Regions from separate parts of the Mus musculus genome. Here all the other regions are linked to region 1. Evidence: chromatin loops called from intact Hi-C (ENCODE). Cell type or tissue: heart. All regions are shown on one strand. Links, peaks and the distances in the headings refer to the core of each region. The heading gives the core; the rest is flanking DNA. Region 1 overlaps Arhgef28 (Rho guanine nucleotide exchange factor (GEF) 28). Region 2 overlaps Arhgef28 (Rho guanine nucleotide exchange factor (GEF) 28). Region 3 has its middle 17 kb from the start of Arhgef28. Region 4 overlaps Arhgef28 (Rho guanine nucleotide exchange factor (GEF) 28). Region 5 has its middle 6.2 kb from the start of Enc1. Region 6 holds the start of Arhgef28 (Rho guanine nucleotide exchange factor (GEF) 28). Region 7 has its middle 23 kb from the start of Utp15.

Region 1 (4,502 bases), core at 328-4,327:
AGCACTGTGTAACAGGCAGAATGGTACCCAAAGCCCACTCCCCGGGCTCAGGCGCTTCCTGAACTGAAGCCTCCAGGACCCGCCACAGTGAGATAATGAAGTAACCATGGCAACTAGCATGCCAGAGTTTGGCAGGGTGAAACTCCTCAGGCAATGTCCTGGGTTCTTCCTGTGTATTTTAGATTGTAAACGCAAGTTGTACGTTAAAAATACATTAAGCATTAAAGAAAATTGAGCTAGGAAGGCTGAGAGAAGCAAGCAAGGTTCTCAGGAAAGAGTATTGAAATACTAGCATGTTTTCTTTTTGTTTACCATGGGCCCAGTCCATAGCACCCACCCCTGGCTGCAGGCAATGCGGCGTTTTGGAACATACCCAGAGGTAGGCGGTCCTGGTCTTCGTGTTCACTCGGCCCATCCACCTGGCTTTTGATGCTCTGAAACAGACACAGGTGAGGGAGTTCATTAAATCCCATGTGTGCTACATTAATGTTTGTTTCTCGTGCGCTAGAGTGACGCTCTTGGAAAACACCAATAAAAGCACACGTAAACAGGAGACTCGTGTGTGTTTATAATTAGCTCTGAGAGCTAAAAATAAGGAAAGGATGTGTGTTCAGCTCACACACACCTGAAAGCTGCCCACAGGGAAAGCAATGTCAGTAAATATCCGGGCATGAGATGCTTCCAGCCTAGTATGTCCTGGAGGAGGATGCTGGTCATCTTGTTCCTATGACAGTGACAACTCAGAAAGATGGCTAGGCTTGGTCAGAACAGGTAGCCCATTGTGATCCTAATAAAAGAAATTGGATTTGGGGCACACCCTTGCCTGCTTGTGGATTTTTATGAACATGAGCCAAGTGACCACGTTTCCTTACCTTTGCATCCTCCTCCTCCTCCGATGGTGATCTGCCAGACTCCAAATTCCTAACCTCTGCAAAAGAAATAATTCGTTAGTTAGTTAGGAAGAAAGGAAGAAAGAAAGACAGACAGACAGACAGACAGGCAAGATAGACAGAAAAAGAAAATTCGTGACAAGTCACCCAGGACCCTCTGCACAGGATCAGCTAGGGTTGGATCAGGCTTTGTAACAGGCAGCTCTACCAGAGAGTGAAGGAAGTGATCACCTGACTGTACACACGCTGGGGTTATTTGTGCATGCTACTTTGTAAACAAGGCAGGGAGCTCTCACCGGAAATCCTGGGGTGGCAGGGGGTGGGAGGAGGGCTGTGTCTTAAACAAATCAGTGTCCTTGACTGCAAAGGAAGGATGCTCACCCCTCCCCCAAGCCTCTCTACAGATGCTGAGGATGTGGCTGGTACCCACCTGAGGGAATCCTACTTGCCTCTCCCCCTGGATTCCACAGATGTCAGTGGAAGAAAGAAAAAAAACGACTAATCGGTTCTAAGAGACACTCAACGGTCCCTTCTGCATCACTGAAAGTGGAGCACGCCACACAGCTCTCAGCACTGACCTCAGCTGGCCAGGCTGATTAAGCAGTGGCTGGCCTCAGATACCCCAGGTCCCACCCCTACCCCCACCCGGCCCCAGCAAAGCTTTTCCTGGAAACAATATTCAGGATGTTCTGTGATGAACAGGAAACCCAGGTGAGGGGACATTTTCTCTGTCCCTTGACTGATGGGTTCTGTTCCCAAATACTCAGTTTCCCAGAAACAAGTTCAAAGACAGTCAAAATAACCATTTAGCCTTGGAAAGAATAAGTGCTGACAGGGGTGATTAGCTGAAAACCTTTCACGTACATTTATAGGGATATACAACCCTGCTGGTCCTCAGCTTCTCAGCATCCATGACCTTTTTGATGTGGTTCTAGAGAAAGTTCACAAACGGGGCATTCCTTGCCTCATTCACCTCTCCTGTTCATTTCAGTTGCCTTCTGCCTCAAACCTCCATATGGATTTAAGCTCTCGGTACTAGGTACTGCCAGAGGTTTCATTTACATTTCACAGAAAACGTACAAGCCCTTCTGTAGGCAGCTCTCCATGGCAAATCAGACAATAAGGGTGACAGAATGCAAATAAGAAGTGGAGAGGCAAGAATGAGGACAGCTAAGAGCACTTGCTGGTCTTACAGAAGATCTGAGTTCAGCTCCCAGCAGCCATGACTGTTGATAACTTTATACATCCTTTTCTGGCCCCCACTGGCACCCACACATACACTATGCACACCCCGCACACAAGCATACACATAAGTAAAAGCAAATGATTTTTTAAAAGAATAACTGAATTTATTTTCATCAAGCAAGCGAAGCTCGGTGACAGTGGTCTCTGGTATTGATCATAAACTCATGAGCAACATTAGGTTTCATGATTAAAAAAAATAAAAAGCTCAATTTTATGCGGTCATGTCAACTCTTCTCAATGGAGAATAGAGCCACCCAGCCTGATAGCTTATACTCAATGCCAGCTTTTAAATGCAATTCCCAAATTTCGTCACCAGGTGGCAGAAGAGTAACATTCGCACGAAGACCAGCCGGTTTCAAGTGAAACCAGGCCGGTTTTGCCTGTAGGGTGTGCCTTTTCAGTGCCAAACGTCCGAAGCAAAAACTTAAAGCAAGGTTTTCCAGCCCACTTCACTGATGCACAGAACTGTGTATCGCCTGCCGTGATGTTTGCCGCGTAGGTGTTGCTGAGGAGTCCCTTTGGAAACTCAAACCTACATAATAAAACCTCAAGCAGAGACAATGGCTGCAGCGTGCCACAGAAAGCAGGGGGTAACAGAGCCAAAGATTCCAGGAACACATCTGCACCAGACAGGAAGACGGCCGTGCAACTACATCCTGCTAGCTATGTGCTGTGCCCTTCAAGCCACTCCAGGCCACAGTATCTCTAAAGCGCCCCATACTTGCGGGCATTTATTCTGAACACCCTGGAAAACAGGATGTAGCCTGGAATCATTTGCAATATCAAAGGGATCATTCAGCTTTCTCCCTCAGCCCTACCCCCTAAAAAGGCTGACCCTGATCTCAGCACATTTCCATCCCTACATCCCCTCTTAGTCTCCTGTGGCTCGCTCTCTCTCTCTCTCTCTCTCCCTTTTAAAACAACTGCTGTAGAAAAATAGACGCGGGAGGCAATCACATTAAGTGAAAAAAGCCAGGCAAGCCAGTCTTAGAAAGATAAAGGTTGTGTGTTTTCTTTCATTTGTGGTTCCTAGATTTTATATACGTGTATATACATGTATGTATGTATGTATGTACATATGTAACAATAAGCTAGGAGCAAAGAAGACTAGTAGGATAGGAGGAAGGGTGAGAAGACAGAGGGTGGAAGACATGGGGTGCACTCGACATATTATATCTACTTGGTAAAAGGTTTCAGAGACAACTAAAATGCCAAAGGCTTTTAGAATCCACTATGCTCCACAGTAAAACGATAGGTTCTCATTATAATTACTTTTGGCTTTAAAAAGAACTTTCAAATGTATAAAACTCCTCACCCTAAAGTCACTTCTTAACTGTTGCGATGATGCTCAGGCTCCAACTCACAACTCACCTTTCATTAGTTTAGAGCAGCTCACCAGAAGGATACCTCCAAGCTTTTAAAAGAATCTGACGCTTAATTAAATTGCTCCAGGGGAGTCTCTGCAGAATTAGTGGGCTCCTTGCGAAGTGCAAGCAAACTACTTGTTGCTGTAGCAACCTTGGGTTGATAATAGTATCAGTAACTTTACCTATTCTGCTTTAAGGGCCTATTCATGTTGTCTTCAAGGCCCACCCAGAAGGCAGGATCACCTCTCTAAATCAGACTTAGAAAACTAGATAAACATGTTTTTTTTTTAAATATTGCCAAACTGTAATAAAAACAAGAGATAATCTCCAGTACTTATGTTCACTAATGACACAGCACCAGCAAACAAGGATTTCTACCCCTGGGTTAAGTAGCTGTAAGATTAATATCAGTGGCTCATTAAGAAGATTTGCCTGGAGAAAAGCTCGTCTCCTTGTACAAGATTTCCTACATCTTCTTGCAAGATGGATCCAGAGTCTAGGCTTAAGCAACAAAAAGTGAGCAAGAACGCTCTTAACTGCCCTGAGGTTTAAGCACAAGGACCCTCCCTCCCTCCAGAAAGAAAGGAGAAAGAGAAAAGTTCTCAGCAGAGCCAGGGGGTCCACCAGCCTTCTAGTCTCCCACTCGTCTATCTACTGGCCCCACACCTGAGACCAGGACAGAAGTGTCATGCACAGACCAGCATGGAAGTGTCATGCTCATAGCTGGCAAGCTGATGGCACTGTCTGTGTGCTCTGCCTCCCTAAGAAATGCCAAAACAGCCCCCTAATGATGCCTATCCTCACCATACAACCCCTCTAGAAACACACTAATTCACACATATTTCAGTGCCTTCTTGGGTGTGCTTCAGATGCTTGTAATCCCAGCAATGGGGAGGCTGAGGCAGGGGCCTCGTAGTACATCCCAGGACAGTCTGACAAATGAGTCCTTTTCTCCTTGTGGGCAGTGAATGCATTCTGAAATCACACTTTGGGCTGGGAC
Region 2 (4,502 bases), core at 208-4,207, 110 kb after region 1:
AACTATGTGTTACTTACGTGCTGAGCAATGAGCCAATAGTGGGAAATCTATGTACCAAATCATTTTAACTCCTGATGTTTTGGATGCTTTCACATTTAATGGGTGAGACATGAAATGAAATGAAGTAAGGGTAAACTCCTTCACAATGTAAAGCCTGGAGTATGTGCACAGGACTTCACTGAAGGCATGGCATTTTAGCTGAAGCCTGCATGGGATAAACTTAGTTACACAAACGCAGAGGAAGCAGAAGTCCAGAAGGAAGCAGCCACACAAAGGTCCTGGGATAAAACCAAACAGGGCATTTGAGAGAAACCGAGAAACCAGAGGATGGCTAGGACCTCTAGTGTGGGGGCTCTCTGCCATCCTAACTGGATAATCAAGAGCCACCTTGACTTATCGGCAACTGTTGTGCAACTGGACCCTCCCCGCAAGAGACACAGCCATCCCTCAAATGGCTTTACAGAAAGTCAGGGAGCAGTTTGCTTCCCTTCAATCAACAAAGATTCACAGAAGACTGAAGTGCACGGAATACCACAAGATATTAGGATATGGTGAAGTGGGACAGAGAGACTTGGGTAAAGCCATGGAGATAAGAGGATGGAGACGGACTGAAGACAGCCTCGTGTAGGATAGAGGGGATGTGTCTAATCAGAGCAGGAGAAGATATGGCAGCAATGGGACAGATGAACCCAGGGGAAGCACGAAGACCTGGTAAAAAATCAAATCAAAGCAAACGGAAGCCCTGCAGGGGCTGAAACAACAATCCAAAAGTGAATTGGGTTCATTGTCAAGGTCAGAAAGGGGCAGTCCCAATGCCCCGGGGTGCTATGGATGTGCCAACTGTAAGTACCGAGGAAGACTCAGAAAAATGTGGTTTTCATGTGACACTTGGGAGACTGTTGCTTGGCAACAAAAATCAGGAAGCTAGAAAGGGGGTTACTTTACAGAGAAACTTGAAAAGTGCTTTTTATAAAGAAACAGTCACCATCTGGGTTTTTTAAGTGAAGGCTGGCTAACTGAGGGATAATGGCAAACAGACTCCTTGGAAAAAGAAGAGGCGGCCTGAGCAGAGGGCAGGGCAGGCCGGCCACACGTGGGTGTGTTCAGGGAGGAGACGTAATAGAAGAAGAAGGGTGATCTGACCTAGAGGGAGAAGAGAGGGCTCTGGAGAAAACCATGCAGCTAGAGCAGGAAGCGCAGCTCACACACAGCTCTGGGACACTGACGTGGGAGAGGCAGGAAGTCAGGGACCCCAAGTGGAGCACTCTCATCTTAAATCAGATCACACAAATCCTCTGCGGACCCTGCACCCACACTTTCTGCATTACCCCATAACCCCAGCTATTCTTGACCCAGCACCGCCCACCTGGAACCTGTCACCTGCTGTCTCCTTCACAAAGCATTGACCAGCAGTAATCTTTTGCTGCTCCTCTAATACTGGAAGTTCGTGCCCTCTCCCAGGACCTTTGTCTTCCGGTTCCCCGAGAGTGAACCCATGGGTTCACACTACTTAGTAGCACATCTGTGTGCACAAGTCCTTACACACGCAGAGACACACGCCGTTCTCCAGCACAGCCACGCGGGGCTCTAAGCCCCAGCCCTCTGCTGCTTTCCTGCATATCACTAACCGGAATTCTCACTCTCATCTCCCCATTCCTAAGTAAGCCAGAGCCCAGAGCCTCTTTTTCTTTTCTAGCTCTCTAATATTACAGCACATGGAGCTGAATGAAGACTTAATGGGGAGGGGGGGGGGGAACACCTTAAAGAATGCATGACCTTTCTAAGATCGGCTTCAATCATAACAAAAGGCTTAAAGCCAGACCGTACCAAGTTACCAAGATGAGCAAGCACTACGACAACTTCTCTAAACCATGCACACTCCGGGGTGGGGAAGGGTAAGCCTTCCAGAAGAGCTGACTTTCCAGAACACCTAAACAAAACACTTTGATCAGATCACATCTCAGTTCTTCTACTAAGTTTCTCGCTGTTGAGACTTAAACCATCAGGCATAGAATGTCCCCTTAGATGGCAACTTATGTTAAAAAATCAAATTGGTAGGCCAATTTCGGGTACCAGCTGATGGTCTGAGTACCAATTGGGAAACCCACATGATGGGAAGAGGTAGCCATATGAATGCGTGGCATATGCCCCACCCCCATACGTACATACATAAATGTGCACACGTATGGAAAAATGTTTAAATGTAATAAAGACTGAGATAATTACTTCAAATTATTTAAAATGCAGAGGTGAACATTACTCAGAATGGCGAGAGGATCACTCACATAGGGAAGCCAGGTGATGTAGACTTAAGAACACATGGTTCTTAAAGACCTGAAAGCTTAAAGATGGAAACTCCTCTTCAGGCACTGCAGGATGGGCAAAATGGCTGCTGACCAGGCAAACGGAAATAGTCACCCATGGTCTTCTTTGCTCTGTGGCTACAATGCCATCACTTTGGAATTTGACTTTTCTGGAAAGCCAGCAGGTGAAAAGAAAAGAGCTTTGAAAGAAACAAATTAAAAAGCAGCCCAAGAAAAGAAAAGTGGGAAAGGCTCAATTTAAGCCAATTTAAGCAAGAGTTCCTTAAAGCAGGCCAATTTAAGCAAGCCCATCTTAAACAGCTCCGGCAGAGATGCCTAACAGCTGGCAACTGGCAGGAAGATGCTCAAGCCACTGTGTCTAAGTGAGGACACAGGAAGCATTCACGCGTTCACTGAGAACTTGCATAAAGCGAATGTGTGGCCCAGAAGTTGACTCCCAGAGAAGACCCTCCTAGTTCCACTCTAAGCCAGAAATAGCTGCACACATTTGAGAAGACACCACAGCCCCAACACTCTGACCCCCGTGTACTTTCCCCAGCAGCCGGTGGAGAGGAGCGCCCAGAAGCACCACTGTGCTCAGAAGCCATGTGGACTTTGGAATTTGGATGGAGATGAAGCTAATGGAGGGGTTCTCTTGGGTTTCTAAGTCAAGCCTTTTGCTAGAGTCTGCTGGTAGAGCTCCATTAATCTGTCTAGGCAAGACACACAGTTACCACTATCCTTGTGGACAAAAAGAAGAGAAAGGAGTGTGATACTTTAAGGACCAGGAAATGCCGTCACTTTCATACTAGAAAGTTCAAGGAAGACAGCAGGGTGAGAACAGCCCAATCAGCACCCTTGGGTGCCTGAGAAAATGAAGTTCTGGTGACAGCAATGACTGGGGCAGTCGCTGTAATTTATCCACCACCACTAAGTACTACACAAATATATATTATGGAAAATACATATACAAATATATAATACACAAAATATTATGTTATATGTTACATATTATAATTTTATGTTTATATTATAAAATATACATATTATATATTTATATAATATATAATGTTTATGTTATGCATATTTGTATATAATATATTTGTATAATTTTTATATTAAATTATATGTTTAATTTAAATATACATTAAAATTATATTAAGTTATAAGTTGTGTATTTCTATATTATTGATTATATTATATTATACATTAGCACAGTTTGCAAATGCAGTCACAATTCCAAGACAGTAGAGTTGACATGAAACAAGTCACTCCATGTAGGGGGTCTCATCAGCAAACTGAGGGTGACTGGTGCCCTTTCAAAGATTCCAGATGATGTGGTCAAGCAAAGCCAGTCAGAAATGTGGGTTATTAAGGGACATGAGAGGCCAGTCGTGGGGGATGCAGAACTACAGACAGAGAAAGGGCAGGCCTCAGGACAGGATTTCCTTCAGCAGGAACCAGAAGTTGGTGGGCCTCTGTGGGAGTCCGGAAAGAGATGTCTGCCTGGTGATGCCGGAACAAAGCCAGCAAGTCACTTACTGGCTTCATAGGAAGCTTCTTTCAGAGCTAGGAAATGGCACCGGGACTCAAACAGTCCAACCAGACAGCCTGGGACCTGTCCTCAGACCTCTAACAGAAGGCTAAGACTAGAGAGTACACTCAGCCAGGTACTGGCATAAGCTGGAAGATCCAGGCTATTGGAAAGATCAAAGGAGGAGGAGGAGTTAGCTCAGCTACCTAGGGTACGGATCAGGTCTCTGAACACTAGGTTACAACTTCATTTAAGACATTCAGTGAGTCCAGAACACTCAGTGTCCCTCAGCAAGACAGAGACTTCAAATAAAATTATAATATGAGCATAGCATGCAACAGGAATAGAAGATTAACTTAGATTTAACTGACAATGAGCTACTGAGAGGATGCCACTGTCCAGCCACACCAGCTGTACAACATGCTGCCCTGAAGAGAAGTGGTCCTACCCTCCTAGGCTGACTCCAAGCTCATCAGTAGTACCACGTGTCAGACAGGGATATAGCCAACGAGACTCCACAAGCAAAGACACAGGTGCACCTCTGCAGATGTTGTAAAGATCTCTATGGCTTGGTCAGAATTAGAAAAAAGACAGAAATTAAATCTTTGTTCTTATAAACTTAAGGTAAAAATTTTTAATACACTTCTTTGAAAAATGAGAAGCCG
Region 3 (4,502 bases), core at 175-4,174, 190 kb after region 1:
AAAAGGCTAACAAATTGCCTAAAGAGATCAGTGGAGAACTGAATAAAGTTGTAAAAGTATACAAGAATGAACTTTTAACATGAGAAAATCTATAATAGTTGCTTATTTTAAGAAGCAGCTAGTTGGAGGTGGGGATGTAGCTCAACAATAGACATAATGAAAGAATGAATGATGAATGAATGAATGAATGATGAATGAATGAATGAATGAATGAAACTGATGATTCATCCTGTTCTATTTATCCACTGTCAACCTTCCAGTTCTCTTTTTAAAATGTTTTCATTTATTTATTTATTTGGGAGGTGCCACATGAACATGTAGAGGTCAGAGGACAACTTGGGAGATTTGGTTCTCTCCCTCTACCATGTAGGTCCTGGGAATCGAACTAGGGTCATCAGGCTTGGCTGCAGGGTGCCTTCTCCTGCTGAACCATCTCACCCTGACCCCTTCAACAGTCCTCTAGAGAGGTTATTCTCCTCTCCGCTCTGCTGCCCTTATCTACAGTATAGTGTAGACTTGCCATCCGTGTGCCTACGGCCTTGAAGACATTGCTATAACAATAACAACCATACTATGTTTTAGTTGGTTGTTGTGATGGTTTATATATGCTTGGCCCGGGGAGTGGCACTGTTGGGAGGTGTGGCCTTGTTGGAATAGGTGTGGCCTTGTGGGTGTAGGCTTTAGACCCTCATGCTAGCTGCCTGGAAGCCAGTCTTCTCCTAGTGGTCTTCAGATGATGTAGAACTCTCAGCTCCTGCTGCATCATGTCTGCCTGGATGCTGCCATGCCCCCCCACCTTGATGATAATGGACTGAATCTCTGAACCTGTAAGCCAGCCCAAATGAAATGTTGTCTTTATAAGAGTTGCCTTGGTCATGGTGTCTGTTCACAGCAGTAAAACCCTGACTAAGACAGTTATTTATACTTTTGCAGATGCAGGGCCAAAGTGGTTGCTTAAAAGGCAGCCTGGACTCCACCATTGGGCAGCACTGGTATTGTTTCACTGCTCCTTTAAAGACGTGACTGTAACTCACTAAGTTGGATTTCTCTCACCCTTAACATGGAGACCCTCATAGGAGATGTAGCATCTTTTCAAACTGCGAAGAAGGCCACCAGGCAGTCTTTTAGGAATTCTTCCAGAGACTGTCATGAAAACCAGTAAATGTCCCCCCACCCCCACCCCATCACTGTGTCTATGAGTCAAGTGGGAAGCTGTAGAAATCATGCCATTCCCAGGGACAGGTGACATTGCAGGACTCTCCCTGTGGGCACTCTAGGGCCAGAGACACCATTGCTGTTCTTTTCTGTGTTCATATGTTAGAGCTTAATATTCACACTAGCAAAGATACCTTAAGGTGCGCTCTGTCCAGAGGACTTGTGGGAAGGGTTTCCTGACAAATTCCTGTGAGATGGTTTCTTTTAGTAACAGAAGCAGAGCTGCATTTGGCCTAGCCAGTACTATTATGAGTCCTGCCCTTATAGAAGTTCACCTGTGCACAGTAATGAGGCTCTGTGTCTTGCACGGCTGCTGCAAAAACTCTTCAGACCATTGCTTGCCTAGCTTAAGCCACATCTCTAAACATCAGGCATAGCCCTAAGCATTTGATGGCTTCCTCCAGGCTGTCATCATTTGCCTCTCTCTACCTCCTGACACGTACCTACTGCAGCACTGAACTGCAACGTGCAAAGGGACTCATTTCTTCTCTGATCCTCTGCCCCTGTCCACAAGCCCCTGCCCAGCTGTTACCTGTTGTTAAGCAAAGCCAATGCTGTTTTCTGGGGAGCTGGAGCCCTGACAGACACATCATCACTCAGAGATGGATTGAGCAGCTCTGGTGCACCCAGGGAAACTTCTCCTAAGGTATTCTACTAAGTGCCTCTCCAATTCTGTCCTTAAGAAACACTAGTGTGAATGGTCCTCCCTTCTAAATATCGTGTTTTGCCAGCAGCATCTAGAAAGACACTATGCTCCTGATCTTGTTCTTAGTCACCTAGTCCTACAGAGAACTGCATAGTGAACTTAGTTAGCCTTAGACCCAGGATAATGGCAGTTCATATTCAGGCATAATGTATACCTGGCACAATTCTAAATTCGTATCTCACTTAACCATTACCACAAGTCCAGGAGATGCTAATAATGTCTTGTAATGGACCCAATGTCTCAGAAGACGGCGGACTCATTCCTTGGATCCTTTGCTTCCTCCCTGAGAGACTCGTGCTCTTTCTTTCCAGCTGCAGAGCCCGGAAAAGATGTGTTCCCATTCGGGCTCAAAGTTTTCATCATCCTTAAGGACCTGCGAAACAGCCCCCAGCATAAGCTGTATAAGCAGCTGAAGGGAGAGTGTCTGAGAGGACGGGGAAGGCGTTATATAAAACCCTTGGCTTCAGAAGGCTCGGCGCCTGTGTTGCCGACTGCATGACAGAGCACATAGATCATTAGCAAGCAGCATACCACAAGATGCAAGTGCCAAGTGGGAGATCACCTTTACGCACACCAGACACATAACTGCTTTTCTATTGGCATGGAAGTGCCATTGTTCCTCCACATGTGCCCCGTGGTGCACGGCCATCCGAATCTGACCCCTGGTGGCAGGAAAGGGGAATCACGTGGGCGTGATTCTCTAAAATGAAGGTTTGGGGTTTGTTGTTGTTGTTTTGTTTGTTTGTTTGTTTGTTTGTTTTTGCAGGGGAGGGGCTTGTTTTGGTTTGGTTTGATTTTTCTCTTTTTTCTTCCTTCCTTTCTTTTTTCTTCTCTCTTCTGTAAATACTGCCAAGCTCAGCATCTCACATTTGAGGCAATAGAAAGGAAATATGTACATTAAGCATTCTGTGAAGGAAAAATAAAGGCAGTCACAAAGCCATGTGAGAGTCTTAGAAACGCCCCAATTGAGCTGGAGAGACACCTCAGAGGTCAAAAGCACCTGCTGCTCTGACAGAGGACACAGGTCTGAGTCTCAGCACCCACATGATAGGTTACAACTGTCTATAACTCCAGTTCCAGAGTCTCCAACACTCTCTCCTGGCCTCCGTGCATATATCTCCATGCAGGCAAAACACTCATACACATAAAATAAAAATAAATAATAAATAATAACAACCAAAAAATCCAGTTAGTTTCTCCAAAATGATGGCCATTTCCCTCTCTAAATTCTAGAGAACACCTCAGAAGAGGAGGCAGAAAGATCATACGAGCCAAAGAACAGGGAGGGGTGCTGCAAAATAATGTCCCCCCAGATATGTCAAGGCCTCAGCAATTGAGAGCACACCTCTGGTATGCCTACCTGAATAAGAGCTGCACCCACAACACACATGAAGTTGGAGAGGTGCAGCCAGAGTGGGGGATAAGAAAGGGTAACAGGGGTGAGTGTGATCGTGATGCACCATATACTGTTACCTCCTTCCAGACTAGCAAGGCTGGCTGTGACCATCCTCCACTTAGGCGGAGCCACCTGCTGTGCTGCTTCTCATCCCTCTCCTTTGATGTGCCACTACCTGCCTGAGGCCGAACCGATTCTCTGAGTTAGCACTGTGATCTTTGTGAGTTTCCACTAAAAGGCTGATCTGTCTACTTCATAGGAACTTTGCATGGCTGGGAATGGGCCTCCCCTCTTCTTCATAAAGCGTCTTTGCCAACATTAAAGTTGAGCTTTGATCAGAGTCTGATTTGTCTTAGCTCCGTTCTTTCTCCTGTCCATCCAGTTCCTTTTCTTTAAGCTCGAGTCTGCCATCTCAGCCATACCCATTCCTCGAGAGCCGCTAGACGGCCCACAACAGTATACAAGTATGAAACCGTTAGAAATAAAAAGAAAAATGGACATTTGCCCAAGCACAGCCAACTGCCTGTTACTTCCCAAAGCTTTGGAGTGCCCTCTAGCTAATCACCTGTACGTCTCAGAAGCCATCACACGCATAACTTGAACAACGACTTAGTTCTCATGAGTGATAAAGTAATTTGTTTTCTTGAGTATCAGATGGTCGGCAATGAAACGATTTACCTCTGTCGGTGTACGAGTGAGTCATAAGCCACTGTTTAAGTCACTAGCAGAGAGTTAGTTTCCAGCTAACAAACTGTAGTCCACAGCACTTCCCGTGAGGGGTGGCGCCCTGTAACCCTTGACTCCATGAACCAGTGTCTTCTGTGGCCAGTTGCTTAAGTTCCTACCTGGAAACCCTGGCTCACACTAGTTTTGTTTTTATTTAGTAAACTAAGTGAACTTTGGTTCACTCTCTGCTGGTTCTTCTCATCTGTGCATCACGGGAACTCTCTCTTAGACAAGCTTCCTAACTCTAGAACCTTCCCATCTTGGAGTTCATCTCCCCCAATAGAAGTAAAAGGTGGTGACCCATTCTCCCACTTCTGTGCGTTTGCCCCACCGTAGGGTAAGGCTGCTGGGGAGGCAGAAATGCCTGGATATCCCAACAGCTCGAGCTGGGCTTCAGGAAAGCAATGAGCACTGCTCTGGGCGTGGAAAAACAGTCTGAGATGTGGGAAAGCTGAAGAT
Region 4 (4,502 bases), core at 211-4,210, 90 kb after region 1:
GTGGGACCTTGTTTCAGTAGCCTTATCTGCACCCAAATTTGCTCAAGTCAAAATAACAAGCACAATCAAACCTTGGCCCACACAGCTGTGCAATGTGTGTAAAATCATACACAGAAAAGTAATAAGGGATGGCGGACTCTGGTTCAAATTCAGGTCTCTGCATTGACAATATGGTCAGCTCACCATATGCGCCAGCTCAGAATCTATAGACTCAACAAACCTCAGATGAAAAGTATTTGGAAAGAAAATGTGTCTGCAACAAACATGGCTAGACTTTCCTCTTGTCATTAGTCCCTAAGCGATACAAGAACTATTTACATATCATTCATATGGTGGATGCTGGGTGTGTGGAGCATCCTTACATCACATCAGAGAGGCAGAAGTCACACACAAGATCTCACGTTTCAGAGCAGCCTAATTTATATAGTAAGTCCAAGACAGCCTGGGCTACAAAGCAAGACTCTGTCTCCAAAAATAGAAGGATAAGGTACAGTGTTGGAGTGTTTGCCTAGCATGCACAAAGCCATGGGCTCATGGTCAAGAATGAAAGGAGAGAGAGAGAGAGAGAGAGAGAGAGAGAGAGAGAGAGAGAGAGAGAGAGAGAGAGAGAGAGAGATCTACACAGATGCCACACATTGTTTTATAACATGACTAGAACACTTACACTTACAGATCTTGGTATCTTCGTCTCCGGAACAATTATTTCAACTAATGAGGAAGAAATTGTCACAAAGCAGTATTTCTCAGGTAATTCATTATTACTTTAGGAAACAAATTAATGGTTAGGATTAATTTAGGAAATAAAGATATTTGGTGGATGGTCGCTTATCAGTTAAAGGGGGGGGGGGAACCCTATCACTCCCTGAGATTTTTTTATCTTCTGTGGTAGTTTGCATGAAAATAGTCCTCATAAATTCATGTTTGACTTCTTGGTGCCCAGTTGGTGGAACTGTTTGGGAAGGATTAGGAGGTGGCCCTTATTGGAGGAGGTGTGTCATGGGGTGGGCTTTGTGGTTTCAAAGCACACTTTTGAGTTAGCTCTCTCTGCCTCCTACTGGCACATTAAGATATAATCTCTTAGATATTTATGCCACCGTGTCATTTCCCTGCTAGTCGTGGATTCTAATCCTCTGAAACTCTAAGCCCAATTAAATGCTTCCTCTTATAAGTTGCCTCCTCGGTTGTGGCGTCTTATCACAGCAATAAAAAAAGTAACTAAAATAACTTCCTAAGGGCAAGTGAATCAAATTCAGATTGGTCTTTATTCCAAAAGACCATGCAGTTTAAAGGAGACAAGATTCTCCTCTTTCTTAAAATGAAGCTGAAAGCAACCCATATTGTAAGGGGCATCACTCAAGTGTATGGTGAGGAACTCTGATTGGCAGGCACATCACCTGTCAGTCACAGAAAAAGTAAAATTTCTTTACATTGTTAGCCTAACTTTGTGGACAACATCAGAACAGCTTTCTTTGAAAATCCAAAGCCCCACATTTAAGGGTTAATTGTTAGGGGCTCCAACAAACAAAGAACAGCTTATTGTTCCTCGCTGCACTTGGGATCCGCCATACAATGTACTGTGTATTAGACTGTATTAGAATGTGCTGTGATCTTTAGTTGAAACCCACCTTTTCAGTAAGGCTTCATTTCTAAACATCCCTGAACTAGTGATAAAATAACAAGAATAAGAGAAGCCTGATTGCGTGGTGAAGCTTTGCCTTCGGTAGTTTTTCTTTTGTTTCTCTTTTGTCTGAAAGACATCCACACTGCCTTCCTATTGGAGGGACTCGCCCATTGTGAGTGAGTAGGTCTTGGTGGCAGGAGAGACCCTACCTCACAATGGACATTTCCTTCCCTGCTCCCTGGAAGTCATGTGACCTAGGCTCAGCTGTTCCTTCCCAGGCTGTGAATTTGAATAGAACAACACAAAGATTGAGTCCTTAGAGACTATTCACAAAGAGTTGCAGGAAGCCACATGGGAGGGAGTCAGCAAAGCACCTCAGAGCCACTGGACTAGCTCTGGAGCAATTGTGGCCTGTGCAGACTCTACAGTTTCAATGGCAGGGCCTTGTGCCATTCGTTCCTGCCTCTGTTCTCAGCCTGGGCTTCCAGCCCTCTCCCATCTACATCACGGTCTGTCTAACGCCGAGTTCTATTGCTTACAATACGGGATGTGACTCACCCAAGGGGAGAAGTGTTTTCCATCTGAGCCGTAAGGAGTTAATAAAGCTCAGGGCGCAGCCACTTGGAGGACAATAATAAAGCCCTCCATGCAAACACCACACAGTCTGAGAAACTTTACTTTCCTTTAACACTAGCTTGTTATGAAGAAAAACATTCGGCTCAAATATTTACTCTATGAAATTAATCTCTGATGATGGAAATTGAAACAAAGTTTACTTTGGGGGAGTAGAAAGACAGGGAAGGGCAGTCAAAGAGCCTGGGCACGCCAGAGGAGCTCTGAATTTTCATCAGGGCAAAGGTGGCATGCACATACATATTTGCAAAGATATTAGGTGGAGATCCATGCACATCTAATAATCGAATGCATATCATTTATCTAAACAAACACACATACATGTGGAATCATAAACACACAAACAAAGAAGTATGCCCAGATGTTGCTATCCACACCACGGTGTGGATCATTAGACACTTAACGGTCTTAGCTGGCATTGTTGTCTCCCCTGAGCTTGGATTTTCCCAGGCACTCTAGCCTGATGCTAGGTAGCCCCCAGTGGATACTTGCCAATGCTCAGCACACTTTGGAGATGATGGGTTTACGATTAACTTTGGTTTTACCACCTTTTTTTCCCACACCTTCAGCTTTTTCATCCAACTTGGTGATCCCAACACGGATGCTGGAGCTCTGTCATCTCCAAGTCACCATCCCACAACACGCAAACCTCGAAGCTGAATCCTCTGCCCTTCAAATCCCCTTGTTTCCTTTTCTATGCAAATGACCTTGATCACCTCACTAACTGATCCCAAAGATAATTATAGTTCATGCCCACTGCTGACCCAGTGGACTTGACGTGGCCAACTACTAACCACCCCTCTCCTTATCCCTGGGAGGAAACTAGGATACTTAGGAGCCAAACACTTCAGCTCTGGAAGACAGCTTGACCTGAGTCTCCCAAGGAAAACCATCCTATTTACAGCTAAAATCCAAGGCCAGTACAACCTCTCCTCTACCTTCATTTTCCCTCACAGTGAACTGATGAACTAATGATTTCTGTTTAAAGACATCCATTGCCTTTCATGTTGTCTCCCCCATTCCCTTCCCTTCCTCTTCTTCTTACAGCAAACATGTTTCATGAAGAGTATCAGAGCAAGGCTTCTTTCACCCGAGCTCTACATTAATCCATATCCCCTCCTTCCAGACAAAAATAGAGAATATTTGACTCACCATGGAAAGTCCATGGTGACTTTATACACAATACACACTCTCGATGGGCAATCCTGGCTGACACCCAAAATGACATGCTTCCATTTTTTTTTTCAGCTTTCTGAGTGGTAAGCTTCACACATACCTTATGACCTCATCTGGGAGAAACCTCTACTAGAAACCTCTACGTGTTCAGACTCGAAGCCAACAGACTGGAAAGACACTGGTAACCTATTTCCTCTCTTCATGCTCACTGTCCGCCACAATCTGTGCCTGCAGAGCCCACCCTTCTAGACTCCCAAGAGGCAAAGTTCAGTTGTGTCAGTAAGAAAACTGTCTCTACTGCGATCTGACCCTTTGTCCTGGACCCTCAACAGCAGTCAGCAGCCAGAAAACAAGAGGAAAGAGGGGAAGTTGAAGGGGAGAGGGGAGGCAGATATAAGGGGAAAAATGCTTTAAAATGCTGATGTGAAATGCCAGTAGTCCCAGGAGAATGGCTGTCTATGAGTGGCTGGAACTGATCTGTTGGCTTGTTTGGGCAATGAGTGTAGCCCCTGATAAAACTTCGATAGGAAGGTTAATTTTTTCACAATTAAAATAACAGCAATATTATCAAATTTTTTAATAAACATATATTCTCTACCTGGGAATTTAATTGGTTCCTTTAGGGTTATTACATTTCCTCCATTTGCGAATGAATAAGAAAGGGCATATAATTACATGTGGGGATACTACAAGAAATGGTAAATAAAGAAACCCCTCTTTTACCAGTGCTCATTTTGTTTATATCTAAATAATTATTTTTAGCCAATCAATACACAAAGTAATGCTATCCAGGATCAGAAGAGAGCTATAGTGTTGTACAACCCACTGATTGCTATCTGAGTGGCTGGAACTGATCTTTGGTTTGCTTGGGCAATGAGTCTGGCCTCCTGAGAGAGAGAAGGGAAAAGGAAGCCAGCCCATGCCCTGGGTAATGAGCCCAGAATGCAGGCGAGCAGTGGAAGCATGACTCTGGCCCAGGAGCTGCTGCGTGAAGACTTTCCTGTCCTATGTGCCTGGCATGCTGAGAGCTCAGGGGAAAGCTCACCGAAATCTTTGCCCTTTCCAGATGCCT
Region 5 (4,502 bases), core at 136-4,135, 800 kb before region 1:
GGATTACAAGGTATGAAAACACTGTAAACTTTCTGTAATAGCTACTTGACGCTGTGACAGAGAAACACATACTGTTTTTTGGGAATGGGTACAGAAGGTCCAAGCCTTGTGTAAGAGAGGGCGCTGCTCCTGCATGGACTCCATCATGAGACAGGTCAGATCTTTGTAACTGACATTTCCACCGTTTTGTTCTGTTTGGTCTGGGGTTTTGTTTTTTTTTTTTTTTTTAAAGATAAATTTATTTATTATATGTAAGTACACTGTAGCTGTCTTCAGACACTCCAGAAGAGAGCGTCAGATCTTGTTACAGATGGTTGTGAGCCACCATGTGGTTGCTGGGATTTGAACTCCAGACCTTCGGAAGAGCAGTCGGGTGCTCTTACCCACTGAGCCATCTCACCAGCCCGGTCTGGGTTTTTTGAGACAGGGTTTTTCTGTGTAGTCCTGACTGTCCTAGAACTCACTCTGTAGACCAGGCTGGCCTTGAACTTACAGAGATCTGCCTGCCTCTGACTCATGAGTGCTTGGTGTAAAGGCATGTGCCACCACACCCAGCTGAACATTTCCATTCTTTATTTTATGGGCAAGAATATTTGCCTGCATGTATGGAAGTGTACCTAGTTTTTACATTATCCAAAGAATCCAGGAGAGGGCGCCAGATCTCCCTGAACTGGGGTTATAGTTGGTTTTAAGTTTTCTGGCGGGTGTTGGGAACCAAATCTTGGTCCTCTGTAAGAGCACCAAGTGCTCTTAACTATCTAGTCACCTCTCCATTCTTAATGTTTACATATACACACCTGACAGTTCAGAGAGACAAGAGGCAAGGCAGCTGTCTCTTGACCCCCTTCTCCCTCTCCAGCACTTTAAGTGCAGTGGCTGACAGACAGGTCCTGTGTTCTATGTTTCTGCTTTTGTACCGGTGTTGCCCTGCCCCTCATAACTAATTCTCCAGCCTGAGAGACTATCTGTGGATTCATTGCTCAGGTAGACATCATTTGCTTTTTGAAGGAAGCTCCAATAGGGACTGGATCCTCTAAAAGGATAGTGTGGGAACAACTCCTCTAGTGGGTTGGCTTCTAGACAACCTGCATCTTCAAGGAGTGGAACGCATTGTGCTCTGGGGACCTGTGCCTACCCACTGACAAGTCCTTCACATCTGTAAGCCATTGTCCAATATAAGGCTTTCAAACATTTGCATAGTCTGTGTACGTTGGATTTAAAACATAATGTCACAATTGCTGGGTTCAGCCAAGAAGTTAAAATCTTCCTTTGTTTTCTATTGTATTTTCTCTCAAGATTCTTCCAAGAGGACACATGAGCTCCCCTGGGCCTTTGGGTTGCAGACATCGAAGTGGGAAGATGTTTCTCTTACTACTTGGGGCTTGATCATAGCAGGGGAAACGGTGCCTCAGTCCGCAGCTGAGAAACTGTCTAAACTAAGTTTGAAAGAGCAATTTGATGAAGACGGGCCTTTGCTTGTGAGTTGGTACCAATCTCTACTGGGTACAGTGTGCCAGAATGAAAACATGATCTGGTAACTAACTGTGGAGAAAGGGTAAAGTGGATTTAAAAAAAAAAAAGTATAATTTTAGTCAATTGATTCCAGCTTCTCGTCTGTCACACTGTTATCAGATCTGTCAACATAGGGCAAAGTAAATCAAACATGTCATGTCTTCTCTTCCTATAAATCCAGTGTGTGTGTGTGTGTGTGTGTGTGTGTGTGTGTGTGTGTGTGAGAGAGAGAGAGAGAGACAGAGACAGAGAGACAGAGACACACACAGAGATAGAGAGACAGAGACAGAAAAATAGAAGGAAATGGGATGCTAACCTAGCACTCCAGGGGGCAGGAAAGCAGGCACCGTGAGTGACAGAAAGATAGAGGAGGCAGTGCAGGTCAGTGGTTAAGAACTAAACTCTGAGTAGGGCAGTGGTGGCACATGCCTTCAATCCCAGCACTTGGGAGGCGGAGACAGGCAGATTTCTGAGTTCAAGGCCAGCCTGGTCTACAGAGTGAATTCCAGGACAGACAGGGCTACACAGAGAAACCCTGTCTTGAAAAAACAAACAAACAAACAACAACAACAACAACAAAGAACTCAACTCTGGTGTGGCGAATACCACATCAGCTCTGGATCACCCCCACGAGATTTTAGTCCTTTTGGGGATAGGTAAATGCGGTGCTTGTACACGATATAAAAGCGAGAGAGGTTCAACATTGTTATTAATCCCAGATCTACCTCTGTAGACAAACAGATTCCTGTCCCCGGGCCTCAGGACAGTAAACTTAGCGCTGAAGGAGAAGTAGCAGGAGATTGGCTGGCTGGGATCTGGCTAAATGACCCGGTTTTGTCCGTTGCTCTCTTGTCTGAAGGTCACTGGATGGCCATGTTCTCGGCCATTCTGCAGACCGGCAGGATTCCGGCTTACAGTTTCCTTTGCTCATCTAAACACTGAACACCCGGGGGCCAGAGTAACCCATAAGAATTTGTAGAGCGTGTTCGTTCGCGCATGCTCGTTCTCTTTTCTCCTTTCTGTAGGATGGTTTTGAATATTGACAGACCCTTTGGTACTTGATCCTCACTGCAGCCAGCAGAGGGCACACTTGCTTTATTTAATCCCTCCTGGGCTCCCAGGCACACCCACTTACCCGGCTTTGTTGGGGTGACTGTAGCATGTCTTAGATGACTAGTGGGTATGAGGAGGAGGGTTTTTTGTTGGTAGTAAATTTTACCTAAAAATTTGGGATGTGACAAATTGAATTTTATTAAACTGTGGAAATTGATACGTGGGATTTAAAAAAGACAAACTTGTCAAAGAAAATACATTTAGATGAAATCTATTAAAGTTCTACCTAGAAAAGCACTATTTAAAAATCAGAATGCATGTTGATCTTTCTTCATTTCCTTCAGCATCTGAAGTGTCCCGGAAAAAAACGTAAAAGGAATTGATGGTGTTTGGGGGGAGCCTGGGCTGTCTTCTCCATCACAGTGAACACAAGACTTTGTTAAGAAAACTTCTCACACAGCTGTGGCTGTGAAAAGCTAGCCTAACTATTTGAAATGTCCACTTTTGTAAAGCTAATTTTATATTGAAAATAATCTTATGATGATTGGACGGAGGCTGGTGCTGTTTATGTTACACACGTATATGAACACATATACACGTATACACACGCATATATACATCTATGAGTTCGTATCATTGCTTAGGCTGTGCTTTTAACTTCATGAGAACAGAACACACTCATCAACACCTCTACCTTTTCATTTGATTTACAGTAACTACAACCTCCTGTCTGAGGCTGAGCTGTACCATTGAGTAAAGTCTGTGCTCGCAGCCTGCTATAAAATTATTTAAATATTCATTTAGAAGTGCAAGTTCTTGGACCACAAAGGTCCCTTCTTCTGGTCCCTTCTTCATGCTGAGACCTGCTCAGACACTTGGCATCCCGCCCTGGAAGCACAACATCCAGGCCAAACAAAACCTTCATTTTTCATTGCTTGGAACAACGGTCGATTCTTGAATGTAATTACTTAGAATAAATTAGGAGTTTAGTCCAGGAGCCTTGGGGCACTGAAAAGATTATGAAAAACAGGAGGGGAAATGGTTCAAGATTCCCCTAGGCTGTGTAAGGTCACACCCTACGGCCGCCTGGTGTGATTCTGATAGGTGCCAGGGAACTCATATCATACCCACCCTACAAGAGCCTCAGGGAAGGAGGGAATAGGGGCTCCTGTACCTCGTTTTTTGCTCTGTTTTGGCTAGGCTGCTTTCTTTTAAACATGGATAGCCACTTCATTTATTTTTTTTTAAAGCTAGATTTCTCACAATAAATTGTAAGATTTATTTATTAAAAATAACTACACTGTAGTTGTTTCAGACACACCAGAAGAGGGCATTAGATCTCATTATGGATGGTTGTGAGCCACCATGTGGTTGCTGGGATTTGAACTCAGAACCTCTGGAAGAACAGTCAGTGCTCTTAGCCACGGAGCCATCTCTCCAGCTCCCTAGCTGCTTCATTTTAAAGAATGTTTTTTAAAAATAATCCTTTTTGTATCAGCTTCTTTTTTTAAAGTAACAGAAAAGAATTATTTCTTCATCATCAGTAATAGGCCAATGGCTCCAGTGTAAAACAGGAAGACAGCATCAATAAAAGACAAAAGACTGGAAGACCTTGTGGGTTTGAACATATAGCAGGTGTCGCTGTCCTTCCTGACAAGAAAGCCTGAAGCCAATGCTCCAAGAGCTTTGAGCGCAGCTTGGGGTAGAGTGTGACTTTAGCATGCTCTGGGTCCTAACTTCAATGTCTAGTACTAAAAGACCAAAAATAATCTGGTCCCCATGGGATAAGAGAACACATTCAAGGCCTGCCGGTGTTCCTTCGGTAGCTGAAGGTGTAGAAGGAGGGGCTTCCGTAAGGGTCCCAGTCCTTGGAAGTTCCTTTTTTCTCCTTTCCCTTCCACACGTGTGACCAGGAGATGGCATCCCGGCTGAATGTC
Region 6 (4,502 bases), core at 340-4,339, 180 kb after region 1:
TCTTAACCGCTTAGAGGCAGACGGTACTTCAGAGGAAAGTCCCTCCAACACACCTGTTAGACAAACTGCTGGCCATTGGCCTGGCTGTGCCGCCCTGATAAGGGAAAAAACAGTCCAAAGCAGAGCAAACACTGATTCTCTGTTCTCCAGTCTCATGTCACATTAGCCGGGACACGCCCCAGAGTCCCTTACCCAAGAACTAGTTCTGTGCCTCAGTTTCCCAAACCACAAAGTATCAAGTATGATGCTATCCAAGTTCTATAATCAAAAATAATTATGCATAATCACTATAAAGTCTGCATCGGAATATCACTTTGAAATGCTACAACCTCTCCAAAAGGCATCTGCAATGTTCTCTTCCTTCAAACACTCCAAAGGAGTTAGCGCTACTATTCATCAAGATTAGACAAACACCTATTTGTTTTAACATTCACATAAAAACTCAAAATAGAGCTATGGAAAGCTTCCCAGGAAAGGTTATCAGAGCTTGAATTATCGTGTTCAAAGTGGTTTCCACAGAGCCTAACTAGGGCAAGCCTTTGATTTTGTTTGTGTTGTTGAGAATAGAATTTCATTTTACTGAGACAGCTTCAGGGTCTAGGAACACGAGAGGGCAAAGTACAGAAAAGCAGTGTGTCCGTTCTTTATAACTGTAATTCTTGACTGCTTGGTGCAGAATCGAGTGCTCAATCTCTACAACTTGGAGTGTGTAGAGGCTGGCACTTGAGCAGGGGTCAGGGAGTCAGATGCTAGCAAACACAGATGTTACCCTTCCCCTGGGCCCACCCAGCTGCAACCAATAGGCAGGCTCTGTGGGCTCCTAAAGTAGTCTCCCTTAGAAACCTAACTGGTGTCTGGGAAACCAGAGCTGGGTTTCCTGGGTGGTCTGAACACCCAGCGTTCACAGAGCTCACAGCAAGCGAGAACGCCTTCTCCACCTGTGACCCCTACCACCCACAACCGAGTATTCCAGAGAAACTCATGGCACAAGCGCACGGATTCCCACCCAATGCTAAAAGCCCCTCCCAAACAAGATGACCATAGATGCTTTTATAAACTCAGCAAACGTTTCCACAAGAAATAAATGTCCTGAACTTGAGACTGACCAGCAGTCTGGGGTACATCCCACACACACACCAAGCATATAGGTGAAGCTGGCCAGAAACACAGATGGGAAGAGGAGAACCAGGCTCTCGAGGTTCACCCTTCTCCAGCCGCCTGCCTCTGATTTCCATCGCTTGCAACTAGCTTTGGTTGAGCTCCGTCACCCTCTGCCCCCTCCCACCCCGCTTGCCCGAGAGGGTGAGGGGTGGCCGCTGCCTCCCGTTTGCGCTTCACAGCTGCTGCCTCCGACCCGGCAGCGCCATGCACTTGTTGCCATCCCCAGGTACCAGGAGGCGGCGCCCATTCCTCGGGCTGCCCAGCCGACAGAGTGCAGCCTTTCACCACCTCTGCAGACCCCTGCGTCCTCGGGGACCCTAGAGAAACTTTGTCCCCTGAGAACTCCGGTGGGCAAACTTCGCCCAGGGCTGCGGGGAGACAAGAGGGATGGCTCCCGTAATCCGCCTTTACCTGGAGCTGTGGCTCGGGAACGCCAGGAGCCCTGGCCAGGCGCTGTCCCCGAGGCCTGCCGAGGGCGACCCGCCGGCCAGCGTCGCCCGGAGCGGGGAAGCCGGTCCCCAGCTGCCCACGCCCCTCCGCTCCGCTGGCCGCACCGAGGGGCGGAGCCGCAGCTCCCCCCACCCCACCCCACCCCCGCTCGCCCGCCCGCCGCGCCCACAGCTGGGGCCACCCCCTGCGCCCCCTGGTCCCCGCCTGCCCACCTCTGGCCAGCCGGGCTCGTCGCCGCCTCATCACATGGCCGCGCCCGCCACCAGCTCCAGGAGGAAACCTGAAGCTGCTGCGGCTCCGCCGCCCCCTCCCTTCGCGGGGCGGCGGCCGGTCGCCTCGGCTTTCCTCCGGCGGCGGGCACGGAGCGGGACCTGCTGGGCCAGGGCAGGGTTGCACCCTAGCGGCGGCGGCGCCCGCTCGCCCCGGGGGCCTCCACGCCCTAGTGGCGCCGGAGGAAGGAGCTGGCCGGTCGGCTCCTAAAGGGAGCCGTGCCAGGCCAGAGGGAGGCTCGGGTTGTCCTCAGCTCAAAGCCACCACACCCGGGACATAATAGTGCCCGGGTCTGTTACAATAGGAAGTACTATTTTAAAACAGCCGACTCCCTCTAATTCATGAGGATGATGGAGGTTCCTCTGGCCCAAAGCTTTGCAGGCTCGATTCCCTATGCGTTTATGCAAACAGGTGCCTAAACGGCACCAACATTTGTTTGTTTGTTTTTGAGAAAGCCATAGCCACTTTTACAACACCTAACAATGTGAAAGGACCCCTTGGATCTTAAAGCACTGAGGCACTTAGCACTGAGTTGTCCCGAGTGAAAAGTCTCGCCATTGTACAGCTTACTATAAAATAAGCTTAAGATGATTATTCCAGCTTTAAAGATAAAATTAAGCGTCTACTTTTCTAAGTTCCTTTAATATTACCTTTATTTTTCTCAAGAAGACAGACCGACTACATGGACAGGAGAGATGTGTTGGCCCGTCCCAAACCATCACTGCCAGATGCCCTGGGCCACCCTCCTAACATACCTGTTTAACCAGAGCCTAAAGAATGGCAGGATGGCAAAAAAAAACCAAAAAAACAAAAAACAAATCAAACAAAAACAAAAAAACAAAACCCAGGGTCTGAGGTCTTTAGCCCTGTCTTAGGGCAAACGCTGCCCTTCCTTCTTTATAAAGGACCTGACATTGGCCTTGCAGTATTGACACTTGTATTCATATCCTCTGATGTCACACTGCAGAACCTTAGGTCCCAAAGAAGAGTGTTCTCCACTGAAGAACTACGAAGTCCCGAAGATAAAAAATAAAAGCAATAACACTTTTCTCGAACATCAATATTTTCAATGTGAAAAAGTCAACTGGAGATTGGCTGAATCAACACACCACACACAAGTAGTTTTCAAGCCTGTTAGCGGAAAAGTTTGTAAAAGAAGCCTTTGTTGATCCCTCTGTTGCTGTTGTTCTTTTGTTTCTTTTTCTTCTTCTTCTTCTTCTTCTTCTTCTTCTTCTTCTTCTTCTTCTTCTTTAGTTGATTCTGTCATATACAGCTTGAGAGAGGCAAGGAATTGTGGGAAGAGGAACAGGTATTGTAAGACATTAGCCCAAGGCTCTCTTCCACACGAAAAAGAAGCAAACGGAGGGAGACTGTCCCTAATGCTCTCAGCATGATTGTAGAGGACATGTAATCCCACCGGCTGCAGTTTTCTTGCTCTCTCTCAGGCACTGAGCGTGATCAATATTTAAATAAGTACTTGGCTTTCAACTTCTCTAGGTTCAAACTCTAAGCCACATGCTCCGCCAACCTTGAGAGAAGCAGTAACTGCCTGAGGCAGAAAGCTATCCCTGTGTAAATAGCCGTTTGCATCTGCTTGTCTATTCTGCAGATACAGGTCGCTCAGGACACACTGGGACTGAGCTAGGCTGGAAATGCATGTGTTTAAAATTCAAGCTCTCCTGTTCTTAGGTCACAGACCAGAAACATTCAGCCAGGAAGCTAGCAGGTGGGTAATTCCACTGGCATCGGCCCAGCTTTCCCATGAGTCCTCCGCAGTTTCCCAGTTCATCTGGAGGTCCAACCTCTATTCATCTTTAGCCTTTATTTGACACAGGTTCTTCCCTAAGTCCCTTCTCCACTGTTATGCCTTCTTCCACACTCTGACCTTTGTCTTATCACACAGCACAGCACCTGCCTATACTTGCTGTCATACGAAGGACTATTAAAATTCTTACTCTGTCTTCAATTTGCCCTTTCGAGGACAAAGACTGCTGCTTCCCTGGTGATCTCCAGTCCTGGCCCAGAGCACCTGGGGAATATTGCATGTTAGTTATTTTTTTTAAATCAGTGATGCAGTATGGGAACTGTCGGTCACTATTTGCAAACATTGGTGGGTTAAAATTAGTTCCAGTTCCACTACCACCTAATATTTCCTTACACTTTATTTCCTTTACTAATAATTTTGAGAGCATGTCTGGGAATAGGCCATGAGTCTAAAATGACCAACCAATACACTGTTCTTAGCATGTTTCATTGCCTAAAATGAAAACTTGCTATGGGAAGGTGGCCAGTTTGTCAGAGAACGGAGAGAACCCCAGAATTAGAAATAGGATGACCTTGGGCACGTCCAATCTCTCTAAGCCTTCATTTCTTTACCTGTAAAATGAGACTGGTGTCTGCAATCACCGTGAAAGAAAAAAGGCCTGACAGTGAATGCAGAATAAAATGGCAAGGACTCGTGAAATCGTGGTTAGCAATATTTTAGAGTACAGAATATTAGAACATTTCTTTTCTTAAAATATTTATTTAGTTTTTAATTGAGTGAATGTGTGCCGTATGGGGCTGGGGAGGGGGGTTGTCTGTGCACTTGGGGATGCAGTACCTGCAGAAGTCAGAAGAGG
Region 7 (4,502 bases), core at 154-4,153, 210 kb after region 1:
CTCTGTTAGAGTAGATGTGGCCTTGTTAAAGTAGTTGCTTAATCCTAAGAATTCACATGGTAGAAGGAGTGAACCAACTCCCACAAGTTGTCCTCTGACCTCCACACACATGCTGTAGCACTTGTGTGTTTGCATGCATGTGTGTGTGCACATGTGTCTGTGTGTATGCCTGTGTGTGTGCATGCATGTGTGTGTGCATGCGTGTGTGTGTGAGAGAGGGCATTCCTTCTGGGACATCAGCCGAGGAGGAAGGTCAGCTGGGTGCTTTCTCTGCCTCCCTGAGCTAGCAGGCTTTCACCCCAGCATCTGGCTCCCAAGTCTTCAGTAGTAAAATTGAACAATTGGAATTTTATTAAAAAAAAAAAACAGAATATAAGCAAATAGAAGAAGCAGGGACTAACTGGGGAAACAGAGGCAGGGAGGGGAACAAAGGATATCAGCATGTGCATGAAGACACCATGATACAACCCATTGCTTTGTGTGATAATCCGAAACATTGTGTAGAAAAGACAATGCCTTACAGCAATATTTATAGGAATTTGCCAAACTCATTAAATTAGCATAGCTTATGCTCTTAACCTTTTGGACAATAAAACGATCATATACACCAAGCTAATACGATTCATTTGAATAGGGAAAATCTGAATTAATAAATGTTTGAAGATGACAACATTGTTATGGTTTGAATCCGGGCCATCCCTCAGAGGCTCATGTATTTTGACACCTGGTCCTCAGCTCCTGACCCGGCTTTATAAGTATCATGAAATATAATGTGGTGATGGCTGCAAGGTAAGGGTAAGGCGGCAGGTACCTAGCAGGCCTGTGCAAAGCTGTCCCCTGAAAAACCATGCCTGGTATGAGAGGTTTATGTCGGGGAAGGGAGGGAAAAGGGGTAGATGCAGACAGAGCCACGAGGACAGAGAAAGCAGGAATAAAGGATAGAAAGAGAGAGAGGCCGGCTCTCGTGGGGAACAGAGAGAGAAAAAAAGAGTGAGAGTGAGAAGGAGGGGGAGAGAAGAAAGAGGGAAGAGAGAGGAGGGGAGAGGAGAGGTGAGGGGAGGGGAGAGGGGCTGGGATAGCGAAACGTCCTCTTGTACACTGCCAGGCCACCTGCACCCGGCAGCGGCACAGGTAGCAACGGTGGCATGTGATGACATAACTGCTGCTAGTTCTCTGGGAGGAGTCTGTAAGCCAAGAATGAGGTTATGGAACTTTTGGTGTAGGGGTCCTAGCTGGTGGAAGTGGCTCACTGGGTGGGTCTTGAAGGCTCTGCCTCCGATTCCAGGCTCACGGTCTCTGTGTCCTGGCTGGTCATGACGTGACGACTCCTGCACACTCCGCAGCCATCATGGGCAGATCTGTCTGTGACCCCTATGCCTTCCCTGCCATGGCAGAGTGTACGCTCTGAAATCACGAGCCAAAATAAGTTCTTCCTGACTCTCGTACACTCCTTCACTCAGGTAGGAGTGTTGAGAAAAGTAACAGAGACAAATGCCATCAAATTTCCTAGTGTAGCACCAGTGAGCTAGGGGGAACCACCCTCTTGCTTTCTTCTCATTTGTATAGACTGCAAACCATACCAGGTACTCTCTTCTTACTTCAGTTGATCTCAAGTCAGTTATACACCTATTTTACCACTTTGTATACCTCATTTACTCAGAAAATATCCTTAAGAGCTGGGTAAATAAACTCAGTGTTAGAGTCCTTACCTAGCACCTGTGATGACTCAGTATACATACAGTGCATGCACGCGCACACACATACACACCCACACCAATATAATATATATATGTGTGTGTAGTATATAATATATATAAAAGAAAACTTGAACATAATTCTTACCTAAATGAACCAATGTTAGTAATTAGATAAGCTAAGAAGAAACTCAAATAAACCAAAAAGAAAAGAAAACCAAAAGAAAAAACAGTGGCGTTTTCTGTGTCACCATAGTGTTTTCTGTGTCACCATAGCCTTTCTCCCAGCAAGCCTTCAGGGGACGCCATGTTTGCCCCATCTGGCAGATGTGCAAGCCAAGCCTGTGCTTTCCCAAGGTTAGCCAGCGCATGCTCTTCCCATTATTCCACGTGGTTGAGAAGCTTCATCTTTTAAAATAGAGCCTTGGTTAGATTTGTTTCCCTATTTCTGGTTATAATCTACTAATAACTACATCTATTCTTTAAATCTACTTGGTTAGCATAGCAATAAGCAAAAGGCTTGTTTGCGTTCCTTCTGAGAACTTCAGAGAAGGCGCAGAGGCCGGTTTCTCACGCTTTTCTAACACCGCCCTCTTGTGGACCAATAGTGAGTTGCGGCACCATTTCAATGTCTCCTGATTAACAACTTCCAGAAAGGTTTTCTATTTGAGTTGGATCTCATCGAGAAATGAAAGCTATCTCCGTGTTACATTATAAACTCTAAATACAATGTTTCTCTGCAAGGCAGCACCAAGTGACCATTTACTCAGTCCATGGTCAGTAAGCACCAGAGATGTATTAGGCAAAAAGTTAAGAATACAAAAGTGAACAAGACCATTCTCTGTATTTATACAACACAAAACATTATTTTGTGCACTGCTCTGCTCGGAAACGTGCACCTTTTAAACTGGAGACTTGAGCTCAAATCCAAATTTGCCACTAACTAAGTGTATGACTTTGGACACATCACCTAAACTGTCACCCAAGTGTCATTGTGTGCAGAACTAGATACCAGTATTACCTGCTCTATCTAGATACCCAGTGCTCTGTGAAATATTAAACAGTGTGTGTGTGTGTTTCAGGAAAACTGATATTTCCTTGGATGAAGGAGCTTCAGGGACAAGGGGTAACCAGGCACAGACCCTGCAGTGAGAGAAAAGACTCGTTCTCCAGGATCCATGGTGATAATACTCACTCTTCAAATGTACCAAAGCTATAGAAAGCACTGCTAGGTGTACAATTGCTTGTACATACAAAAACCCGAAATCCAGGTTATAATTGATTGTAGATGTAGAATTCTGAAAGGCGTCAGAATGCCCATCTGCAGGGGACTGGTTGCAGTGATTGTGGTACCGCTGTACAGTGATGTGGGACACAGCCTAGGAAAGAATGGGGTAGAGCCACAGGCACGGAGGTATCCCCAGTCTCAGTGCAGCCTAAATGGAAAACTGGAATGCACAGCTGGAATGCACAACTGGAATGCACAACTGTGTGCTGCATGCCCCCATCTGTTTAGAAGCGAGCTAAACACATACAACTGTGTTTAAAGATGTGCCAACTACAGGGGGAAGAATATTGTACTTATTGGCTTCTGAACCCTCTGTCTGGATGCTAGAATGTCTCCAGAATTGCAGAGCTTCGTATTTAAAACCACATTTCCCAGAAACCTTTGCAAATAATGTCCCGGATGAAAACTGGCCTCCTAGATGAGATGGATGTGATGGTTAATCACAGGTACGGACTTGGAATCACCTGGGAGAGAGGCCTCTAGACGTGTCTCTGTTTAATGAGGTTTAACAGAGGAGAGAAGAGCCACCCTGAATGTGGTTGCACCATCCCGTGGGCTGGAGTCCAGGACTAAATTGCAAAGGGGGCGGGGCATTTGAGCCCCAGCATGCATCTCTGTGATTTCTGACTGTGGACCTGTGTGAGCATCTTCCTCACACTCCTGCTATCATGACTAGAGACACTCTCTCCATTGTGTCTCCCTTGCCCTGATGGATTGTTCCCTTACACCACTGACTAAAATAGACCCCTTGCCTTTGTTAGGTAATTTGTTATGAGAACATTAATACCGCGTGCTGACACCTGACTAGGAAGGCAGGGGTAAGGAAAAGCCAGCTTTCTGCTTGTTATTGTCCACAGACAGGAGATGGGAACTGAGAGGTGACAGTGACTAAGCCAACCAAGGTCTAGTCTCTAGCTTGCAGATGGTGAAAGTCACGGCCTTCTGCTTTCTGGGGCTGTGCTCTTGAGCAGTGGCTCCATTCCAACTCCTTGATGCTGTCAGAAAGCCCTAGTTCCCTATATTAAATCAATCCTTGTGTGCACCAGCTTTCCAGCTCCATTGACAGTTCGATACATAGGAAACAGGTACTTGCTCTGTTGTGTTTAAGATGAGATGTCAACCTGACTGCTCTAAAGGAAACCCAGATAACTGGTACAGCACTAGCACAGGTGTGTCTGCAGGGTTCTCTGAAACATTCGCATTTCAATCAGTTGACCTAGTTAGGAAAATCTGCCTTGAAAGAAAGAAAAGATACTGGAAAAGGCAGTTTCTCATCCTCCTCCCTGGGCATTAAAGTCCCTGGTTCTCCAGCACCCAGATGTGGAGAAATAGACTCGAGTCCCCTGTAGCACATACCCTCTTCCAGATTCAGTCTGGAGTCCACACCAACCTTTCTGGTTCTTCATGATGCAGGAGAGAGCAGATCATGGTATTTCTGAGGCTCGGCAGTCTCATACAAGATATGAATCGGGAGCTCTGTGCCCCTTTGGAAGCATAAGACAAGTCTCTACCTGGAAGAG

The links. Hi-C counts contacts between places; a loop is a spot of excess contacts. Peaks named below come from ENCODE experiments on the same cell type or tissue, not always from the same donor. Only the 100,000 strongest peaks of a DNase experiment are listed, where the experiment ranks them.
Region 2: a loop joins it to region 1, with 2.2 times the contacts of the local background. A loop is called at or near these places in 3 of 42 quality-filtered maps.
Region 3: it touches region 1 in a loop (8-fold over the local background); 36 of 42 quality-filtered maps call a loop at or near these places.
Region 4: it touches region 1 in a loop (1.9-fold over the local background); 3 of 42 quality-filtered maps call a loop at or near these places.
Region 5: it touches region 1 in a loop (3-fold over the local background); 7 of 42 quality-filtered maps call a loop at or near these places.
Region 6: a loop joins it to region 1, with 6 times the contacts of the local background. A loop is called at or near these places in 9 of 42 quality-filtered maps.
Region 7: a loop joins it to region 1, with 5 times the contacts of the local background. A loop is called at or near these places in 35 of 42 quality-filtered maps.

The regions. Positions count from the first base shown.
Region 1 is chr13:98,029,004-98,033,505 of GRCm38, forward strand. It overlaps Arhgef28 (Rho guanine nucleotide exchange factor (GEF) 28), which reads right to left. Exons shown (of 36, transcript NM_012026.2): 8 at 873-928; 9 at 374-434. Among named protein-coding and RNA genes, the nearest start is that of Gm34388, 140 kb to the left of the region's middle. In heart, for the core only: a CTCF peak has its summit at 2,454 (motif pointing right); DNase peaks (open chromatin) are centred at 1,218 and 2,628; H3K4me3 peaks cover 511 bases; H3K27ac peaks cover 602 bases.
Region 2 is chr13:98,135,195-98,139,696 of GRCm38, forward strand. The region is part of intron 2 of Arhgef28 (Rho guanine nucleotide exchange factor (GEF) 28); the gene reads right to left. Among named protein-coding and RNA genes, the nearest start is that of Gm34469, 34 kb to the right of the region's middle. In heart, for the core only: no CTCF peak of the experiment used is centred there; no DNase peak of the experiment used is centred there; H3K27ac peaks cover 1,151 bases.
Region 3 is chr13:98,220,572-98,225,073 of GRCm38, forward strand. No RefSeq gene overlaps it. Among named protein-coding and RNA genes, the nearest start is that of Arhgef28, 17 kb to the left of the region's middle. In heart, for the core only: a CTCF peak has its summit at 2,590 (motif pointing left); no DNase peak of the experiment used is centred there.
Region 4 is chr13:98,118,645-98,123,146 of GRCm38, forward strand. The region is part of intron 2 of Arhgef28 (Rho guanine nucleotide exchange factor (GEF) 28); the gene reads right to left. Among named protein-coding and RNA genes, the nearest start is that of Gm34469, 51 kb to the right of the region's middle. In heart, for the core only: no CTCF peak of the experiment used is centred there; a DNase peak (open chromatin) is centred at 1,937; H3K27ac peaks cover 514 bases.
Region 5 is chr13:97,232,636-97,237,137 of GRCm38, forward strand. No RefSeq gene overlaps it. Among named protein-coding and RNA genes, the nearest start is that of Enc1, 6.2 kb to the right of the region's middle. In heart, for the core only: CTCF peaks have their summits at 651 (motif pointing right) and 2,589 (motif pointing right); a DNase peak (open chromatin) is centred at 2,586; H3K4me3 peaks cover 484 bases; H3K27ac peaks cover 405 bases.
Region 6 is chr13:98,204,501-98,209,002 of GRCm38, forward strand. It overlaps Arhgef28 (Rho guanine nucleotide exchange factor (GEF) 28), which reads right to left and starts at 1,665. Exons shown (of 36, transcript NM_012026.2): 1 at 1,573-1,665. In heart, for the core only: CTCF peaks have their summits at 1,397 and 2,018; DNase peaks (open chromatin) are centred at 1,401 and 1,931; H3K4me3 peaks cover 1,807 bases; H3K27ac peaks cover 1,581 bases; H3K27me3 peaks cover 357 bases.
Region 7 is chr13:98,238,157-98,242,658 of GRCm38, forward strand. No RefSeq gene overlaps it. Among named protein-coding and RNA genes, the nearest start is that of Utp15, 23 kb to the right of the region's middle. In heart, for the core only: a CTCF peak has its summit at 2,293 (motif pointing left); no DNase peak of the experiment used is centred there; H3K27me3 peaks cover 121 bases.